Linked DNA regions of Homo sapiens: region 2 is linked to region 1. Evidence: chromatin contacts called from ENCODE Hi-C data. All regions are on one chromosome and are shown on one strand. The core of a region is the stretch at or near the end of the contact, and the rest is flanking DNA. Distances in the headings are between cores, read along the strand shown.

Region 1 (6,074 bases), core at 2,250-4,749:
CCAACACTATTCCCCCCAACACCATTTAACTCACAGAGAGCAGTGTCCCTGCCGACAGCTCTCATCCTTGGAGAAGGCTCTGCCCATAAGGCCTGGACCTACCTGACAGCGAGGATGTGCACAGGCTGGGAGCGCTGCACCCTCTGCCTCGGGGACACCTGTGGCTGGATGGACCGAGGAGGGCCTGAAGCCCGAGGCTGGCTGCGGGCATGCTGGCCATTCTGCAGGAGGGGCACCGTGTCTGACTGCATGCTGCAGGCCGAGTACAGGCTCTCCAGGGATGCATTCATATCGTTCACCAGGGCTTCCAGGTCCACATCATCCTCTGCACAGAAAAAGGCAAGAGCAAAAAAGAAACTTTAACAATGGAGAGCAATCAAACCCAAATGTACATCTTGGTGATCAGGTTCCAAACCTCAATCCTATTTTTCAAATATTATGGAAGGGGTAGAGGGGAAACACCAAGACAAGTATGACTGTATGGAAGCATGCATATTACATGTATTCATCATGACTGACATTCCAGAGACAATTCAATCATTAGAGCTGGGCTGCATTTCTACCTGTCTCCAGGGAGAAGCCATTCAGAGCATCTGCTCAGCTCCCTTCAGCACCCCCTTCTCTCCTCCCCACCCCCTCCGGTAGGCCGCACACAGCCACAGCTGCATAGCACGACCCCACTGGCCTGGACTCAGCTGACTGAATCACAGGTGTCTCCCAGGATCAGGACTCTCCCTTCCCTGGGATTCCAGAAGTGAAACAAGAGACAGAAACAGAGCAGCACCCAACACTGACACTGGTTCCAGCCCAGAAAGGTTAAGTAGGGGCTGACACTGTGGCAGGGGTTTGTGTGTGGCTGCTACTACAACACATGCCTGAGGGCTTCGGGTGCCCACCCATCCTCTCGATTGGCCAGAGTGCAGAAGGAAGCCCATCTTCACAGAGGAAGGCATGGGGCAGATGCAGAGAGAGAAGCCACAATGGCACAGAGAGTAAGTGAGAGAGAGAGCGGCGGAAAACGCACTGTAGAAAGGGAGGAATGAGCACGCAGAGACAGTGATGGTTGGTTTTATGTGCCAACTTGGCTGGGCCATGGTGCCAGGTTTTAGCTAAACACTAGACTAGATGCTGTGAAAGTATTTTTTAGATGTAATTAACATTTAAACCACAGACTTTGAGTAAAGCAGATTGTTCTCTCTCATGTGAGAGTGCCTCAGCCCATCACCTGAAGACCTGAATAGAAGAAAAAGACCGGCCTCCAAGGGGAAAGATGGAATTCTGCCTCCAGACCTGAGCTGCAACCCTTCCCTGGATGTCCAGCCTGCCAGCCTGCCCTGCAGATTTTGGACTTGCTAGCCTCCACAGTGTCATGAGCCAATTCCTAAAACACATGTGTCTCTCTCTGTATACAGCCTATTTAATGGGTCTGTTTCTCCAGAGAAACAGAGACCTAGGGCTACAACCCAGCACATGGAGATGGGGAGGGGTTGGGGTGGGACGGGGAAAGGGAGCCAGGAGCTAGGGCTGTGCAGCTTCCGGTGCTTCCTAAGGCCTGGCTGCACTCCTGCTCAGGGAAGATTGGTAAAACATTCTTGCATCCATACAATAATTTTGTTGTTGTTGTGCTTAAGCTAATTTGAGTGAGTTTTGTACGTGTAACCCAATACATTCTAATAATATTGACTCCTTTCTTCTGCATTTTTAGATTTTTCGCTTTTTGACATCATGGCAAATAATGATGGAAGCTCACATAATTCGTCCTCTCTTCTGCTCCCAGAATAGCTGCAAGTTACACCCACTTAACACACAGGGTCACAGACAGCAAGACCCTCTTCCTACCAAAGGCTACATTGGTAGGAAGGAAAGCAGAGACCGGCACTTGCAAACTTGCTCACCCTGCCCTGCTCCTAGTAGCTCTGGGCCCAGGGCCCAGGACGTGGGCTTCCTATTTCTTAAGAGTCCTCAACTCTAACATGAGCTTAGCAATAGTGTCCACCCCACCGGGGGGGGGGGGGGGTTGTAAGGACTAGGTTAGTTATTATCTGCTTTATAACACAGCTTGGCACACAGTAAACAGGAAGATGTTATTTATTAGCCCTATTTCATCTATTTCTTACAAAATAACAAAAAGTGATCGTTATTAACCTGGCTTAACAGCTGAGGAAATAGGCCTGGAAGAATTAAATCACCTGCCCAAGGTCACATAAGCGGTATTGAAAATAAGCTTTGCATCCCTCATTCTCTCCTACCAGGTGTGTGCTCCTCACAGAAGCTTCAGAGGGGCACTCTGCCCTCTGGTTAGGAAGGCCTTTGTTTTAAAGGGCTCCCCTCATCTCTCAAGGCTAAAGGGCATAACAAGACAAGACATAAGGAAACAAAACAACAACAATGAGGGAGGGAAGTCCTGGGCAACCACGGTAGTGCAGAGGGGGTATGGAGTGGGCAGGGTCACCCCCGGGGGTAGTGCTTGGGCTTCTGGAGTGGGTGGGACAGTAGGAGCAGGGTTTAGCCAGATCACGCTCAAGATCCTGGTGAAGACAGACAGATAGAAGGGAGGGGTGAGGACAGAAGGGAGGCTGCTGAAATGGCAGCGATGAGATCACTGAGGCCTGGCCAGCACAGCCCTTGCTGGAAGAACAGAGGCCACATTCAAACCAGGGCCAGGGGAGAGGGCAGGGGCTGGGGAGCATCAGGCTGGAAGAGGAAGGTTGCCTTAGAAAAACAGGGGTCAGATGGATCCGAAGATGCGGACTGGGTGAAATCAGCAGCTGAGACGCAGCAAGCAGGGCCCTGTGTGCCCAGGATCTGTGTGGAAGGAGGGAAGAAGAGAGATGTTGCCATGGTTCAGGTTGTGAGTGGTCAAATATTAATCCTGGCCAGATATTAAAAGGACAAAGTGCTGAATCAATAATTAATAATTACTGCATAATCAATAATTAATCACAAGGAAGAACACTCAGAGTCAGCAGGCGAACTCTTGCTCATAGCTGGGGTGAGGTGGGGTGGGGAAGAGTTGGTTGGCAAAAAATCAGGACCCCTGGAGGGGCAGGCATGTACCTGCCTGAGCTACCCGAGGCCCAGAAGGCTTGTGGCCTCAGGGAGAGGAGAGCCTCACTGCCAACTGCTGGAGCGAAAATTGCAGTCCAGAGAACTCTGCCTGCCAAAGACAAGACCTCAGTTCTGTATTTATTGAGACTGCTGCATCCATCTTGAGGAAAAGTTATAGTGGAGACCACGAATCTGGGGCTTCAGGAAAGTTCTAGAACGTATGCATCACGCACCCACTCATCTCCTACACTCCTATTTAGCTGACAGGGAATAGCTGCTTAATTGAAGCTCTGCAAAACAATTAGCACGAGCGCCACTCTTAACTTACCGTATTAACAGCTCAATATTTCTATCTCAGTGGGCCATCTAAAAGTCAATACTGGCCAAAACACAAAGTTCACTGTTAAGTATAGTCAGTCTTGGGTGATGCAGGTTGGTCTCAATGCCACACACGTGCACACGTGCGAACATGTCCACACACATGCACACACTTGCACACACATACACGTGTGCTGTGGGGCCACTCTGCCAATTCAATGCCAGGCTTTTAATCCTGCTTTGGAAATAAAAACAGTGGTACAGTTCCTACTCTGAGACTGTTCTCTTCTAGGAAAATAACATGTTTTCATTCCCTCTGGGGAATTTTCATGTGCAGTTATTTCTCTCTATGCATTCCTAACAGCCCCTTGGCTGTGCTCCCCAGGCAAGCAGCCCCCGGGGTCTCCTGTCCTTTTCCTGCTAAGCCTTCTGTCAGTCAACCAGATCATTCCTGGGTCATAGCTCTGCAATTAGGTCAAATGCAAAGTAATTCTGTCATTATTCAAAGTAAATATAAGGTAACAGATGCCAAAATATAAACACAACACATATCCTCAAAATGCTTTTACTCTCCTCTGAGGTGGATTATTTGTACAACTATTTTCTACTTTAATACATTCAATCATGAATATTTTCAACAAAGCCAGGTCAATCTGGTAACTCAATAGGTTATAATCTTCATAAACTGAATCCAACCACTCTATCTGGATGTTTCAAACCTTCATACTTTCCAGAGCCATTACAGCAAAAATAAAACTTTTTAGAAATTTTAAATGCCATACTTTAGAAACAACTGTAAAATGTCCTGTGGGGTTCATTAGCATTTTATCTGTTTAGATAATAAAATCAATTATGGTTCTCTGACTTGTAAGCTTCACTAAATTCTAACGAAGAGCGACAGTTAAATCTTCCAAACAGGGGTTTTAAAGGTTTGATTCAAAAGAAGACAATTTTTCATATTCTACACCATTTTTTTTTTAATTACTACATTAAGATACGACTGAAATCACACTGAGTTCTTACAAGCATCCCTATGGCGTTTATTCTGTCAGCTGGTCTACCTCAGTAAGGACTCTGTGTGCCACCTCTGTGGGTGTGGTCAACTGCAAAATTCTTGTCTGGTCCCATGAATCCAAGTGGATCAATAATCACCCATTTGTGAAAGGCCTTCTGCCACGTAACAGAAGTGGGAGAAACAAGTAAACAAATGCTTCTCGCAGTGAATATTCAGATTGTCTATTTAATGTTAACTTGACGCCAAAATATTTTCCATGGGGCTGCCCCACTGGGAGGAATAGTGAAAGGTGAAGAAAAAAATAATTTTATATATAAAATTTCACTTCAGACGGATTTATAAGAATGTATTTTCTGCACAAATATAGGTCAAACAACATGGCTGTCAATCATGTTATTAATAGTTATTTTCCTTCTTTAAATAACCCAGTCCAAAACTGGGTATTAACTTTGCCCCAAATATTTGAGTAGCTTGTCTGATCTCAAATTCACATCTCATCTAGTTTCACTGTCATTAGCAAACTGAGGCTGGCTTAGTTTTAAAATAGATATAAACTCAGCGAAACACATTTGCATCGGGCTTATAAATCATCACGAGTAAATGTCTTCCATGCAGCAGGCTAGGTGTGCTGACTAGGAAAAGGCAAAGAGGACAGAGAAACTCCGGGGACAGAGGATTTAACTTCTAGCACCATCTCACCACCTTCACCAATACATTTCTTAGTTTACAGCACCATCTAGTGTCTTCTTTACATTGTTTAGGGATTAAAGATGACACTGGATTCACTTTACTAAATGATTTGGCAACATAAGGACATGTTATTTGCACCATGTGTTTAGGACGTGTCCATTACGATCCCTTCTTCACAGACCTACACAAGCTTCCATCAGTGTGCGATGCCTTCAGAGCTTTCTCCACTACCCCCTTCCCCCATTTTCATATGGAAGATATACCCTGTTAAGTCATAAACAGCTGGGGTGGGGGTATATCATTAAGTCAAAGCAGATTCAGTCCCTAAGAAACAGATAAATGGCACTTTACATGAAAAGTCTCTAACACATGTGCAAAAGCCAAAGTCCTTACACATTTCTATCTAGAAAAGAAGTGAAGGTCAGGCTGCAAAAGTGTTTTCCACTAGACCATGTTCACTTGGCAAGCAATTTCTGTTAACTTCTAACCAATTAAAACTTTGTGCAAATATAACTTAACCTTCTACTGAAACAGCTTTCTGAACAACAATTTATCTTCTATTCTCATGTATTCTAGTCACATGCACTTAATTTCCCATATATAGAGTTTGGACATAAGTAAGTAGAATAAGAAAACCAGGTATTATATGGTTAGAGTATTCTTCTCTATCATATTTATGGTATTTAAAGATATTCAGCAAACACAAAAGCAAACCACCTAACCACAACTCCAAATAAAAATACAAATGGAATCAATGCTTTATTTCACGGGTTCCTACACACAGGCAGGATTTGAGGCAGAAAATAAAATCCCTAGAATTAGTCTGTCCAGCAAATGCATATAAATATCCTTGTACCTAGAAAGAGCTACACAGTCATAACTCTTGGCTTTCAGTGTTTATAAGAGAAACTTCCTTCTCCCAACCTTTGTTGAAAATGGCATCCTCTCCTCTCTACCCAGCTCACAAAAGACAAGGGGAACCACCATTTTCAGTCTCTAGTAA
Region 2 (5,282 bases), core at 2,605-5,104, 680 kb after region 1:
TTAATCCTGTTTATTGATTACCAACACATTTAATGAGTGCCTAGTATGTTCCAGGAGCTCTTCTAGGTACCAGGAACAGAACCTCATGGAGATAAATCATGGAATTTTCCCACTACATCAGAAACCCTTGCTGGCAGAAGCTGTTTCTGATCTAGCACAGTTATAGAATAAAAAAAAGTAAAACCAACTTTTTTCATCTAATAAAATTTTTGTTTTACTCTACAACTTCCATTTACCATGTAGTTAAACTCTTTTTTCTTTTAATTTTTATTATTATGTTATACATATTGTCAAGTTTACAGTTCTTGTAAATACACAGCTGCTTGAGTTTTTAGAAATGTGTATACCTGCATTACCACACTGTAGGGCAAGATACTGAACACAGAACATTTTCAGCACTCTGGAAGGTCCCTTGGTGCCCCATCACCATATACAGCAGAGGAAACGCTTTATTCTTTTGTGCGTGGCTTTTTTTTTTTTTTTTAAGATAGAGTTCTGCTCTTGTTGCCCAAGCCAGAGTGCAATGGCGTGATCTCCGCTCACTGCAACCTCCGCCTCCCGGGTTCAAGCGATTCTCCTGCCTTAGCCTCCCGAGTAGCTGGGATTACAGGCACATGCCACCACGCTCAGCCAATTTTTCGCATTTTTAGTAGAAACGGGGTTTCACCACGTTAGCCAGGCTGGTCTTGAACTCCTGACCTCAGATGATCCGCCCGCCTTGGTCTCCTAAAGTGCTGGGATTACAGGCATAAGCCACCGTGCCCAGCCTATTTTTGCTGTGAGTTCCTCCATGTACTTGTATTGCAGGTAGTGGCTGTTTGTTTGGAATACTGCTCTGCAGTATTCCACTGCATGAATGCTTTACAATTTATCTAGTATTCACGATTCACATTTGGGTTGATTCTAGTTTTGGCCATTATGAATAAAGCTGCTATGCCCATTCTATTATGTATGTTTGGTGAATGTGAACATTTGTTGTTGTTAGTGTTACATCTTGGAATACAATGGCTGAATCATAGAGCAGGTATATGCTTAGCGTTAGAAGCTGGTGACAGTTTTCCAAAGAGGATGTGCCAATTTACATTCCTACCAGCGGAGTATAAGAGATCAATTTGATCAACATTCTTGTCAACACTTGGTATTGTCAGTCCTTTACATTTTAGCCATTCTGATGTGTTTATATGGGAATTGCACTTCCCTGATGACTCATGTTCATCACAACCAATATTTTGGTTTCTACATCTGGATTGTGTGAATTTAGTTAATGTGAATCATTGTCTGTCACAGAAAGAGCTGAATTTCTACTTGAAAAGCTAAGACCCTGAGATGATATGATGGCAGAGTAAACTTGAGAAGCCACACACAAATGTCCATGCACCTCCACTCCAGGCATAATTCTTCATTTTTACCAGAGCTGTGTTCAGTCAACTGGGTATCTGTCTTCTTAGTTCCTTCCTTTTGTTATTCAACTGTTTCAACTTGTGGTCTAGATGAAACGGCAAAGTTTCCCTTATCCCCCTCGCAGAACTTGCATTGGGGGGTGTGGCTCGCTTCTTCTGCGCCCCATTGCTCAAACCTCTAGGGGGAGCATGCAGACAGGCAGGTAGTGGGGAGCATCAACCCCATGGCAGCTTGTAGGGTTGAAGGTTTACAGCTCCTGAGGCCCCAGTGGGTGTGTGTTACAGGGCGCTATTTCAGTTTAGCCATCCATAGGGGACTTGTGTTAATCAGCTCAATTAGAGCCTCTGCCTTATTGAAAGGACAGAGGGCTTTCTGTATCCCAGGTTCTTGCCTTAGTGTACTGGAAAAATCGGATCACATGTGGGCTTGGAGAATGAGTGCAAGATTTTTTATTGAGTGGTGGTAGCTCTCAGTGAGGTGGATGCAGAGGCCAGAAAGGGGATGGAATGGGAAGGTGGTAGTTTTCCCCTAGAGTCAGGCTGCCCAGTGGCTGGGCTCTGCTCCGACCACGCCAGCCAAACTCCGTGTCATCCCGGCAGTCGATAACCTGCCGGCATCTGCTGGTGCCTCTCGGTGTGCTGTTTCGCCAGTGTGTTCCTCTCGATGTCCAGCTGCTTGTGTCTCTTCCCACTAGGGTCTCAGGGTTTTTATAGGCATAGGATTGGGGGCGTGGTGAGCCAAGATGGTCTTGGAAAATGCAACATTTGGGCATGAAAACAGAAATACCTGTCCTCACCTATGTCCATGGGCACAGGCCCGGGGGTGGAGCCCTAGCCAGGGACCTGCCTTTCTCTACCCAGCACTTTCCTGCCCCACTCTCATATCATAGATACTGATTTATTCTTCTGTGGATCTTTCCCTCCTCAGAGCCCTATCATGTAGGCCCCTATATTCTACCAAAACTTCATATGTGAAACAAAAACTTGAATGAGATAAGGCCCAGTGGCCTTCTGTTTAAATTCTCAAGCTCCTTCATCTCTCTTTGGCATTGGCCATTGTCAATGGTCCACTCATTGAAACAGGCTCCTCCACCTCCTTCTATGAAGCTAGGTTTTCCTGTTCTTCCCACTCTCTGACCACTCCTTTATTTTCTTTATTTAATTCACATAGTAGTTCTTTAGCATGAAGCTCCCAGATCTCAGTCCTTGGATCATGCCTGTTCCCACTAGTGGCTGGATTCTATTTAGCTGCTTTGTTTCTATTCTTAGGACCAGCCTGACCCCACACATTTAGAGGTGTAGCTCCAACCTAAACCTCTCCCCTCTGTGGGCTCCTCACCCCACCCTGATGTATCCACTTTGACTCTCTCAGCCTCTGCCTTGACCCCTTCTTCTGTTTCCCTCCCACCCCTTGGATGCGGCTCATTGTGTGCTCTTCCCATCAGTGACCTTAGCCCCCTAGAGAATGATTCAGAGATTTATGTCCCCTCCCCATCTCTAGATGGCTGAGGCAACCCTTCTGGTCCAGCCCAGCTTTGCATCCCCTGCTCTGGCTTTGTCTCCATAGATGGCTGTCCATCAGTGCAGCAATGGCAAAGTAAACAGGATGGGCACTTACAGGACTGTGGTGTGGGCTGGGCAATGCTCCATGAAACAAAAGTTCCTCTCACACCTTTTCTCATTACGTAAGCATAGGTGCTGCATCCGGGCACATAGAGCCATGTGCTGGATGAAATGCATCATGCCTCGGTCCTCTTCCTTGTTCATGAAGGTAACTTTCCTCCGGGTTACTGAGAGAGGGCATGAGAGAGGGCATGGGTGTCCTGTGAGGCTCAGAGACTGCATTTGCCCTTTCCCTCCATTTCAAAAGTGTCCAAAGGTATTGGCGGTTTTGTGACCCCTGTAAGGTATTGGTGGTTTTGTAACCCCCCATGGGACGTGTAGTTCTTAACAAAGACTGGTGAGCAGGGCTGAGCAGGCTGCTATTCGCAGCTGGAGGGCAGTGTCTCAGGGCTGAGTGGCCAGGCTGGACATTCTCTCTACTCAGGATGCTGCTCCCACCTGGGGCTTGCATAAATCAACCTCATCTCTTCCCGCCCCCAGGCATACTAAATCACACTGTGATGGCGAGTCTTCTCCCTTTTGCCGCCTGTGCTAACTCAGGTGGAACCTGCCCCTTAATGTGCCACACTGGGTTACTCATTCCCTGGGCATGGTGACCTCTGGGTTGGAAACTTTCTTTGGAAATGTGCTGCCCTTCGTACGCTCTGCTTGTTTTCTTTAGCAAATTGTAACTAGGTGAAGAGAGCACCAAAGGGAGCCAGGGTCCCTTAGGAACGCCATGACCTTACCACGCCTTTTCCCAAGGACAAAAGAGCTACGCTTAGCCAAGTTCCCTTAGTGTTGACTGATATGCATGTTATGTCATGCGGAAGTGAGAGGGAACAGTTTGCCTGCCATTTGGGCAAATATAGTAAGTAAAGAGTGGGTCCAACTTGAGTAAAGAATGACCTGCTCACTCATTTTGAATGTGCCAGCTTTCGGCCTCCCTAATTGCAGTGGCCTGACATAAACCTTGCTGTTGTGGAGATGCCAACATCATCAAAGTCAGCCTCTAAACAGCTAATGCCATTCTGGGCTGGAACACTCGACTCTTTACCCTGGTTTTCTTCATCATTTTATCAGACTTGCTTTAATTCCCTCTTTTTAAATTAATTAATTAATTAATTATTTTTCTGAGACTGAGTCTTGCTCTGTTGCCCAGGCTGGAGTGCAGTGGCACAATCTTGACTCACTGCAACCTCCGCCCCCCCCGGGTTCAAATAATTCTCCTGCCTCAGCCTCCCAAGTAGCTGGGATTACAGGCTTGTGCCCCCATGCGTGGCTAATTTTTGTATTTTTTTTTTAATAGAGACGGTGTTTTACCATGTTGGCCAGGCTGGTCCCGAACTCCTGACCTCGTGATCCCTCCTTGCTTTGGCCCCCCAAAGTGCTGGGATGACAGTTGTGAGCCACTATTCCCAGCAATTCCCTCTTTTTGAGACTGTTAGATAGCAGAAAATTAATGTATATTGCCCTCTAGTGATTAATGATTACAAACACTTAACTACCAAAACATTTACTGATACTCAATTATGTTAAAAATCCCATTGTTTTATTCTGCATATAAAAGTAATGCACACTTGTGTTGGGAATGTAAAGCATATCTGGACCTCTCTTCTGATATTCAGGTGCCTTTATCCAGACGACTACTCTGCAGGTCCACGTGGGTCCCTGTTAGGCACCTCCAGCTTTAGCTCGTCCTGAACCTACTCCGCCAGTACTGCCCTCATCTTCCCCTTTTACCAGGGCCTCAGACCCAAAGCCTTGAAGTCATCTTTGAGTCCTCCCTGCCTGTCACAGCCTCTGGTCCTTTCAAAACAAACATATGAGAATTTGGGCTTTTGTCAAGGCACTGATTCTATCCTGCCTATCCCAGACATGGTCATCTCTTGCCTAAATCCTGGCCACAGCCTCCTTACTGGCTTCCCTGATTCCAGCCTTATGAAACATAAGTCTATTCACATGGCTGCAGAATGATTCATTTAAAATGTAAGTCCAAGGCCGGGCACAGTGGCTCACGCCTGTAACCCTAGCACTTTGGAAGGCCCAGGGGGGCGGATCACCTGAGGTCAGGAGTTTGAGACCAGCCTGACCAACATGGTGAAACCCCGTCTCTACTAAAAATTCAAAAATTAGCCAGGCATGGTGGTGCACTCCTGTAATCCCAGCTACTCAGGAGGCTGAGGCAGAAGAATCACTTGAACCCGGGAGGCTGAGGTTGCAGTCAGATGAGATCACTCCACTGTGCTCCAGCCTGGGCAACAGAGCGAAATTTCGTCT

Evidence for each region. Hi-C counts contacts between places; a loop is a spot of excess contacts on that map. Pooled maps may share reads with other maps.
Region 2: a loop to region 1 is called in a pooled map, with 2.2 times the contacts of the local background. The contact joins two enhancer-like sites. A Hi-C loop is called at or near these places in 1 of 168 maps with a recorded cell type or tissue (dorsolateral prefrontal cortex) and 7 of 50 pooled maps.

The regions. Positions count from the first base shown.
Region 1 is chr7:50,674,334-50,680,407 of GRCh38, forward strand. It overlaps GRB10 (growth factor receptor bound protein 10), which reads right to left. Exons shown (of 19, transcript NM_001350814.2): 6 at 103-325. Among named protein-coding and RNA genes, the nearest start is that of GRB10, 110 kb to the right of the region's middle. Within about 2 kb of position 3,500, at least 5 of the 41 ENCODE cell types and tissues checked have a DNase peak (open chromatin) inside an H3K27ac peak, as active enhancers do.
Region 2 is chr7:51,353,542-51,358,823 of GRCh38, forward strand. No RefSeq gene overlaps it. Among named protein-coding and RNA genes, the nearest start is that of COBL, 39 kb to the left of the region's middle. Within about 2 kb of position 3,855, at least 4 of the 41 ENCODE cell types and tissues checked have a DNase peak (open chromatin) inside an H3K27ac peak, as active enhancers do.